Linked DNA regions of Homo sapiens: region 2 is linked to region 1. The links are chromatin contacts, found by Hi-C or POLR2A ChIA-PET in ENCODE. All regions are on one chromosome and are shown on one strand. The core of a region is the stretch at or near the end of the contact, and the rest is flanking DNA. Distances in the headings are between cores, read along the strand shown. Region 1 has its middle 11 kb from the start of MIR6729. Region 2 holds the start of AGTRAP (angiotensin II receptor associated protein).

Region 1 (4,484 bases), core at 887-3,386:
CGTCTTAAGAGCCCCATTACCCTACCTTAATTACATCTGCAGAAAGGCTGGGCATGGTGGCTCACGCCTGTAATCCCAGCACTTTGGGAGGCCAAGGCGGGTGGATCACTTAAGGTCAGGAGTTCAAGACTATCCTAGCCAACATGGTGAAACCCTGTCTCTACTGAAAATACAAAAAATTAGCCAGGTATGGTGGTGTGCGTCTGTAGTCCCAGTTGCTCGGGAGGCTGAGGCAGGAGAATCACTTGAACCCGGGAGGCGCAGGTTGCAGTGAGCCGAGAGCGTGCCACTGCGCTCCAGCTTGGGCAACCAAAAACAAACAAACAAAAAACAGAAAGAAAAAAAGAAAAGAAATTTATGTTGCTTAAGCCCTGCAGTCTGTGGTGTTCTGTTATACAGCCCTAGCGGGTGATAGGGTGAGACTATCTCAAAAAAAAAAAAAAAAAAAGAAAAAAATTATATCTGCATAGACCCTTATTCCAAATAAGGTCATATACTCTGAAGTTCTAGGTGGACATATCTTTGGGGGGCCACCTCTGAACCCACATCAGGGACCCAGAGAAGATGCCGGCTCTCCCAAATGTCAGTGTCCTCAGAGTCCTTTGGCAGCTGAGGCCCACAGGGAGGATCAGCACCTGGGAGACCCTTGTCCTTCAGAAGGGCCCAGCCCAGCAAGGCAAGAAGTCCCAAGGAACCCACCCATCCCGGTCAGGAGAACCACAGGAGGGTTTTACGGGGATGGGGAGTCCACGTGGCCAGGCAGGGAGACTGAGGAAAGGTTTGGGCAATCCGGCCTGAAGGCGGGACTTGAGCAGGTCTTACCCTGCAGGAGGAGTGGAATGGAGGTGTGGGTAACTGCCCCCATCCTGCTCTGTTCCCACACCGTGTCCTACAGAGTCCCTAGAGTTCCCAACCAAAGATTCCTGGAAGGGCCTGAGTGGTTTTCAGGCCTCTGACCCTCCCAGGCTTGGAGGCCCGCAGGGCCCTACTCCAGCACAGACACTGGGCCAGCGCCCTGTGTCCATCATTTCATGGAAGAATCACCTGAAACTTCCCCTGCTCCCACTCGGCTCATTCCTTACTGTGTATCTGGCCAGGTGGGGTGGACCCCTCTAGAGACAGGATCCTCATCTGCCAATATGCACACAGGCCCTGGTTTCAAATAATAATGTTGCACATTTATTAGGCCCAGTACTGCACTACGCATTTCATCTCCTGATCATCTAATTTCATCCTCTAAAAACCCCAACGCAGTAGGTAACATTCTTGGTTTTCTGGGTTTTTTTTTTTTGTTGTTGTTGTTTTGTTTTGTTTTGTTTTGTTTTTTGAGACAGGGTCTTGCTCTGTCACCCAGGCTGGAGTGCAGTAGCTCGACCGTGGCTCGCTGCAGCTTCCAACTCCTGGGCTCAAGTGATCCTCCTGCCTCAGCCTCCCAAGTGGCTGGAAACACAGGTTCGTGCCACCACACCTGGCTAATTTTTTAAATTCTTTTGTAGAGACAGGGGTCTCCCTATGTTGCCCAAGCCGGTCTCGAGCTCCTGGGCTCAAGCAATCCACCCACCTTGGCCTCCCAAAGTGTTGGCATTATAGGTGTGAGCCACGGTGCCTGGCCCAGTAGGTAGCATTCTAATCCCCATTCTACAGATGAGGAAACTGAGGCTCAGAGAAGCCCACTGACTTGTGCAGGAGCAGCAGCCAACACTGACCCCCAGGCTGAGGCTCCAGGTCCAGTGTTCTGCAACACACAGCTGGCACCTGGGGCTGCTTCCTCTCCTGGGTGAGCCTAAGTAGCAAATGTAAGAAGTTATGTTTGCTCATTTCTGCTTGAGTGGATTCACAAGCCGCTGGCTCTGTGACAATGGGCAGCTCTCTGGAGGGATGCTTTGAAGACAAAACAGAATAGAGCCCCATGTCTCTTGCGTGAGTCACTATATTCCTTGAAAGATAAATGGCCCCAGACTTGCTTTTTCCTACACATAAGATACCATCTGGTGGGGTTAGTGATTCTGCCTCCACAATCGATTCAGCAGATGTGCTTTAGTCATCTATAGCCAGATGTACTCTATACCCAAACCTCGATGTGATTTTGTACATATTACAGCTTCACCACCTGTACATAAACTGTGAACTGAAACTGCCAGAGCAGCTGATAGAACCCCTCCACAGGGCTGCTCTCAGGCAATAGGCTCGGTCTATAGTCCTGGTAAAACTTCTGAATAAAAAGAACTCTAAAGTTTTTGTTTTTTGTTTTTGAGACGGAGTTTCACTCTTGTTGCCCAGGCTGGAATGCAATGGTGTGATCTCAGCTCACTGCAACCTCTGCCTCCCGGGTTCAAGCGATTCTCCTCCCGCAGCCTCCCGAGTAGCTGACATTACAGGCATGTGCCACCACGCCCGGCTAATTTTGTATTTTTAGTAGAGACTGGGTTTCTCAATGTTGGTCAGACTGGTCTCGAACTCCTGACCTCAAGTGATCTGCCCACCTTGGCCTCCCAAAGTGCTGGGATTACAGGCTTGAGCCACCACGCCCGGCATTTTTATTTATTTATTTATTTTTAGACATGGTCTCACTCTGTTGCTCAGGCTGGAGTGCAGTGTTGTGATCACCACGCACTGCAGTCTCAGACTTCCCCGGGCTCAGGTGATCCTCCCACCTCAGCCTACCAAGTAGCTGGGAACCACAGATGTATGTCACCATGCCTGGCTAATTTTTTGTATTTTCAGTAGAGATGGGGTTTCATCTCTACATGTTGCCCAGGCTGCTCTTAAACTCCTGGGCTCGGGCAATCCACTGGCTTCAGCCTCCCAAATTACTGGGATTACAAGTGTGAGCTACCACACCCAGCCCGAACTCTAATTCTTCAGCTTTTTATTTTCTTTAGTTGACACCTGGCAAACTTCCACCATGGGAGTCAGGGGGTGTTTGTCAGAATTTGCTGGGAATGGGATGGGGGGCAGCTAGTTCTCCCTCGAGGCTGGGGTGTTCTGTAACCCTCAATCCTGGTGGACAGGAAGGGTTCCCCCACCAAATCTGAGGCCTGGGGAATTCTCAAAGCCCTCCCTCTCCCCTTCTCCACTGGCTGAGATGTCATGAGTCCTGGCTGGCCAAGAAAGGCTTCCTTGCCTCGGGAGCTGGAGGCCCAGGACACCTGGGTGCCTCTGGTATCCCATCAACAATGGTGGGGGATAGAGGAGGCAGGGCTGGGGGAAGCAGAGGGGTTTCTGCTGAGTTTCAGAGGCTGTGTTGCCAACTCTTAGCCACAGATAAAGAGGGCCAAAGAGAGTGTGGTCAGAGCTCAGCATGGTGATGGCATGACAGGGGATGTCCCCAAAGGCCACCCAAACCATCATCAGGCACTCTTATGCCACCCCAACTGATCACATCACGATCCTGTGGGCCCAGCTTCCTCTCAAAACTTCCTGCAAGGCTTCAGCCATCCACCCTCACAGCCTCAGCACTGGCCCCAGGGAGGGTCCTGCCCACCCACATCCCTCCTCCCTCCCTGTCCTCAGAGCCTCCATGCTAATGAAACTGGCAAGAAGGCTGCTGCCGGCATCTGCTCCCAGCAACAGCCCTTCCAGGAGCTGGGGGTGAAGGCCACTGGATCAAAGGACTCCATGCCCTGCTTCCATTCTCTCTTATCGTCCTGGGGAAGGCATGAGCTGGAGCAAACTCAGGGGGCAGGTTCCATTCCAGGCAACAGGATGGCATCAATCTTATGATGGAAGAGCTGATGACAGTCTTATCATTTCTCATAGCTCCCCTCCCCGTCAGACCACGTGCCCGGGTCTCTGCAGGTCGGATCTGGTTCACCTCTTCTTGGAGTTATCGCCCGTGTACAGATGACAAAACTGAGCTACATACAGAAAGGCTAAGTGACACGGCCGCCGTCACGCAGTCAGTGGGTGGCAATACCGAGGGCGGGTGTTCGGAGCTACACTCTATGTCCTCCCACAGATTGGGCTGAAAAGTTCAGCAAACCTACAGCCAAGTCTACATTGAGCCAGTGTGCATTCTCAGAACATCTGAATGCCACTTTCCAAAGGCAGAGGGGGGAAATCCAGCTGTGTGTGTGTTTCTGGGCCATGCACGCTTCACCTCATGATGAAGTGGGAGTGGAAGGGTCACCCAACCCCTCCAGGGAGAATTCCCCTTTGCAGCCTCCCTCTCAGAGGGTGGCAATCAGTAGCCAACAGGTCCTTGTCTTGCCTGGGAGGTTAAAAGTGGCCTGAGGGAGGGAAGGTGGGGTTATTTCCATACACTTCCATCTGCACGCCAAGGGACTGGGCCCTGCAGCTGCCAATGGATGGCGGACGTAGAGTTTCCCAGATGAAGATGTTTCAGCTGTCCCCAGCCGCTCCCTACCATCCACCCTAGGGTCCTAGACTCCCCTGGGAGACTGGTGCTGAGCCGAGACCCCACAATCTGCCTGAGGCCTAGGGCAACAGATGTGCAGAAACCAGCGCAAGCTAGAACAGCAGCA
Region 2 (4,484 bases), core at 819-3,318, 300 kb after region 1:
TGCAGGCCACAGGGAGCAGTTCCCCACCTCCTGAAGGGCTCTGAACTCAGAACATCCCCTAAGTGCCTATAAGCAAGGAGTCAACAGCTGCCCTCCACAGGGTGGCCAGATCCAGCAAACAAAAATACAGAACACCCAGTTAATTTCCAATATCAGATCATGAATAATTTGTTAATATGTCCCACATATTGCCTGAGACTTACTCATACTAAAAAACTGTTCGTTGTTGATCTGAAATTCAAATTCACCTGGATCTCCTGTACACGACCTGACAACCCTGACCCCTCAGGGCCTTCCAGCACTTTGTTGTCTCTGACTGGTAGCGGCTAACACCCTTGGAGACTGGGGTCTCGTTTGCCAAGTCAAGGGGAGGACCAGCCTTTTCATCCTGGGTACCGAAAGCCAGCATAGCTCATACCTGTGGATGCTCTTAGCCTGTCAGGCCCAAAAAGTTGCTCAAAAAAAGCCCCAAAGAGACTAAGCCCTCCCAAAGGACAGAAACAGCCAACGTTAAAGTCAGCCCTAAGCTGGTACCCCAGAAAGGACCTGGCCCTGGAGTCTGATCCCTATGGGTTCAAATCCTGATATTGCCACTTACTCCCCGTGGGACCTTGGCAATTTACCCAGTCTAAGCTGAAGTTTGCTCATCTGTAAAAAGATGACCATATCAGCTTTCTCATAAGGCTGCCTTGATTAAATAACCTGGCACACCACAGAAGCCCATAAATTAGAGCTCTGTCCCTCCCACTGCCCTCACCTGATCCTCTGTCAGCAATTATTTTAAGCAAATCCCTCATCAGAGAAAAGGCAGTTGGTGTTAACCCCACATTGCCTGGAATAGAGTGCATATTGATACCAACAAGCCTCGGCTGCTGTCACGTAAATTTCTTCCCAGCTGAACGTTCCATCCAAGCCCATTCCCTTGCTCCAGCCATGTCTCCCCACCACCTTTGACTGGAAGCTTCAGGAAGGTTTGCTGAAGCAAGTATGATTAAGAAGGGAAACATGCCTATAGCAAGTCATAGCACAGATGTTGTGTAATAATAAAGTGTATTAAGCCATTGTTTTGTAACCATCTATTTCTCAGGTTCCTTTAGTCCCAGACACCAACAGGGAGCTAAATGCTCTGTCATTCATGAGTAAGAGGACATTCCTGGATATTGCCTCAAAGGAGGCTGCACTAAGACCCAAAATGGCCGGTTTGGTCCAAGGTCCACACCTTCCTGACCAAAACTACAGCCCCTAGCCCCTCTAATGCAAATGGAGCCCAGACACGTGGGCGGCGGGGCTGGGCGGGGAGAAAAAGAACAGCCGCTGGCACCCAGACCCGGACTGAGCTCACGGCTCGGGAAATGAAGACACCACAGGAAGCCCTGCAGTGTTTTCCCCAGTGCACAAAGTTGGGGTTTTCTGCTTTTAAGTAATTTCTGTTGGAGTTCGCGCTTCTTGATTATGAAATAAGGGCGCTGGATGTGTAAACTTTATAAAACCAACTGCTTGGGAACATCTGATTTCCTTAACCCGACTTAGCAAACAAGGAGGCTCCTGAAACGGTGCTGGGACCCGGGGGGCAAGCCCAGTCCCTGACCCCGCGCGGGGGAGGTGAGCCGCCTACAAGCCCCTCCCGCGCACCTTCCTCCTCCTCCAGGGGAATTCTGGGCGTGCAGGCAACAGCAATGCTGGGACCGGCGCTGCCCGCTGGGAGGGTCTGAGTCCGGGAGGGGGCGGCCCTTGCCCTCCGCTGCCACCTCCCACGGCCCCTCAGTGTCGCCCTGCTGGCCTGTGCCTGGATCACTCTCCCTGCTGTGGCCTGCCTGCCCATCTCCTTCTTGCGTGGGGTCTGTACCTTCCCTTCCTCCCTACCATCCCTCTTTCCCCAAAACTCCGGTCCTTCCTCCCACCTTCCGGGAAAATGCAAATGTCCCACTTCCTCCCGCAAAGGGGACCCTCCCCCCAGCCCGTCGCCACCTTCAGGTTCACAGCAGGCAGCTCCATCCCGACTCAGGCCGAGGGCACCTGCGCCGCAGCCGCGGGGGGCTCCTAGGCTCCGAACTCGGGGAACAAACTTGCCCGGCCCCGCCCCGCCCCGCCCGTTGCGGCCACTCCAACCCCAGCGCAGCTCAAGACCACGTGAAACGGGCTGGAGCGGGTCACGTGACCGCCGCTTGGTTGCTAGGAGACGGCGTCGGCAGCTCGCGCCTTCAGCCAAGCTCCAGACTCCCGCCACCGCCCAGGCAGTACTTGGGGGCCGCTGGCGAAAGTTGGAGTTTCTGTCGCCCAGGGCGTATCCTGCCTGGCTAATATTCCAGGAAGCGGACTGTTCGGACTGCCTGCAGCCAGGACAACTGGGGGACCGTCCAGGCGCAAAGTGCTGATGTGGCAACAGCTTGTGTCTCATCCTTGGGGGCACCCTCTCTCCTTCCCACTTCCCTGTGTAAATGGGCTATTTAGGCTACCTACCTCATATGATCCTTATGAGGATTAAATGAGCTAACTGCTGTTGTTAAAGAAAACGTTATTGGGACTGTTGTTAAACCAGTACTGTTCAAGACTTGCTGTAGGGTTATTGCCATGGAGTGAGAGTTTGGGCTCAACACCGAATACAACAAGGACCAAGGAGGGATTTATAGCCAGAGCAGAATGAGGGAGCAGGAATGGAAGATTCCTAGGAGGAGACATCAAGGATGGGGGAGTTCTTGCTAACTTAGCAGGACTCTTGCTGAAACTGGTTTATTATGCAGGCTCAGGCCCAGCAAGGACAGGAAGACACAGAGGTCCAAGGCCGAGGCCTAGTCAAGATGAGGACTCAGAGGAGTCTAACTACGGTTTGTTCTAGGAGAGAACAGTGCCCGGCACTTAGTAAATGGGCAGGACACACAAGCTATTGTTATTACCAACACAAGATGAGGCTGGGCGCAGTGGCTCACCCCTGTTATCCCAGCACTTTGGGAGGCCAAGGAGGGTGGATCACCTGAACTCAGTAGTTCGAGACCAGCCTGGCCAACATGGTGAAACCCCGTCTCTACTAAAAATACCAAAATTAGCAGGGCATGGTGGTGTGCACCTGCAGTCCCAGCTACTCAGGAGGCTGAGGCACGAGAATTGCTTGAACCGGGGAGGCTGCAGTGAGCCGAGATCACGCCACTACACTCCAGCCTGGACGACAGGGTGAGACCTTGTCTGGGAAAAACAAACAAACAAAAAGCAACACCTGAGGAGCCAAATTGGTGGGAGCCCACTTTAATCAGCATACCAAAAGTTTTAGAAAACTCTAGCTGAAAAACCATAAGAAATTCCTCCCCCAATTGTACATGAGGAAAGAAAGGGCTGTCTCCTGCCTCACCTGGCACCTCCCTTAAAGATTGTTGACCACCACATCCCCCCACCGCAACAAGAACATTAATCCGCTCTACCTCCAGGTCCCTTCCTAACATCAACTTTCCTTTAGAGAACACCAGCTTTTGTTTAGTGTCACCTAGGTATGGAAACCTTCAGGGTACACCTGAGCACTTGGTCTTATTCCTAGGGTGGGGGAAACCAGGTGGGAACCTACAAAACTGCCTGGGTGAGTCCTTAGATAATACCAAGACCCATAGTCTCTCCAGATGCAAAGAAAGGGTTTCTCTGGATGGATGAGGAGAGTTTTGCAGGGCTGCAGGGCCCATAGGCCTAACTTAATGCCCTCTTAGGAGGCACAGATCCCCCCAGTCTAGGGGTAAATTAGAGACCAGCCAAATGGCTACATCCAGTTTGATTTAGGACTGGTTGCTATTATTATTATTAGTTCATTATTGGTAATTAATTATTGTTATTAGTAAAGTACTTAGAAGAGAGTAATTTCTCAGTAAGCAGTCAATATTAGAATATTATGTTATTATTATCTTTTTTTTTTTTGAGATGGAGTCTGGCTCTGTCACCCAGGCTGGAGTGCAGTGGCGCGATCTCAGCTCACTGCAACCTCCGTCTCCCGGGTTTAAGTGATTCTCCTGCCTCAGCCTCCTGAGTGGCTGAGACTACAGGTGGGTGCCAACATGCCCGGCTGATTTTTGTATTTTTAGTAGCGATAGGGTTTTGCCACGTTGGCCAGGCTGGTCTCAAACTCCTGACCTCAGGTGATCTGCCCGCCTCGGCCTCCCAAAGTGCTGGGATTTCAGGCGTGAGCCACAGTGCGCAGCCTGATCAATTTCCTTCTAAAAAATATTTCCCATACACTCCAGATTCTAGAGGGATTTAATCCAAGCCTTTAGGTATATAATAAAGTTGTGATCACTTTGTAAGGAGAAAATGAAAAACAGGCCGGGCACGGTGGCTCAAGCCTGTAATCCTAACACTTTGGGAGGCTGAGGCCGGTGGATCACTTGAGGTCAGGAGTTCGAGATCATTTTGGCCAACATGATGAAACCCCGTCTCTACTAAAAATACAAAAATTAGCCAGGCATGGGGGTGTGCACCTGTGGTCCCAGCTACTTGGGAGGCTGAGGCAG

What was found. A loop is a pair of places that touch in the nucleus more often than their neighbours do. ChIA-PET counts read pairs that join two places held with the same protein, here RNA polymerase II (POLR2A). Pooled maps may share reads with other maps.
Region 2: a loop to region 1 is called in a pooled map, with 2.8 times the contacts of the local background. The contact joins the promoter of AGTRAP here to the enhancer-like site in region 1. A Hi-C loop is called at or near these places in 1 of 37 single-sample maps with no recorded cell type and 2 of 50 pooled maps. POLR2A ChIA-PET finds 5 or more read pairs at or near these places in 1 of 52 experiments (activated CD4-positive, alpha-beta T cell).

Annotation. Positions count from the first base shown.
Region 1 is chr1:12,038,168-12,042,651 of GRCh38, reverse strand. No RefSeq gene overlaps it. Among named protein-coding and RNA genes, the nearest start is that of MIR6729, 11 kb to the right of the region's middle. RefSeq lists enhancers at 1,864-1,933, 2,999-3,498 and a cis regulatory region at 3,281-4,403. Within about 2 kb of position 2,136, at least 3 of the 41 ENCODE cell types and tissues checked have a DNase peak (open chromatin) inside an H3K27ac peak, as active enhancers do.
Region 2 is chr1:11,733,720-11,738,203 of GRCh38, reverse strand. AGTRAP (angiotensin II receptor associated protein) reads right to left here and starts at 2,068. Exons shown (of 5, transcript NM_020350.5): 1 at 1,969-2,068. The coding sequence starts at 1,995.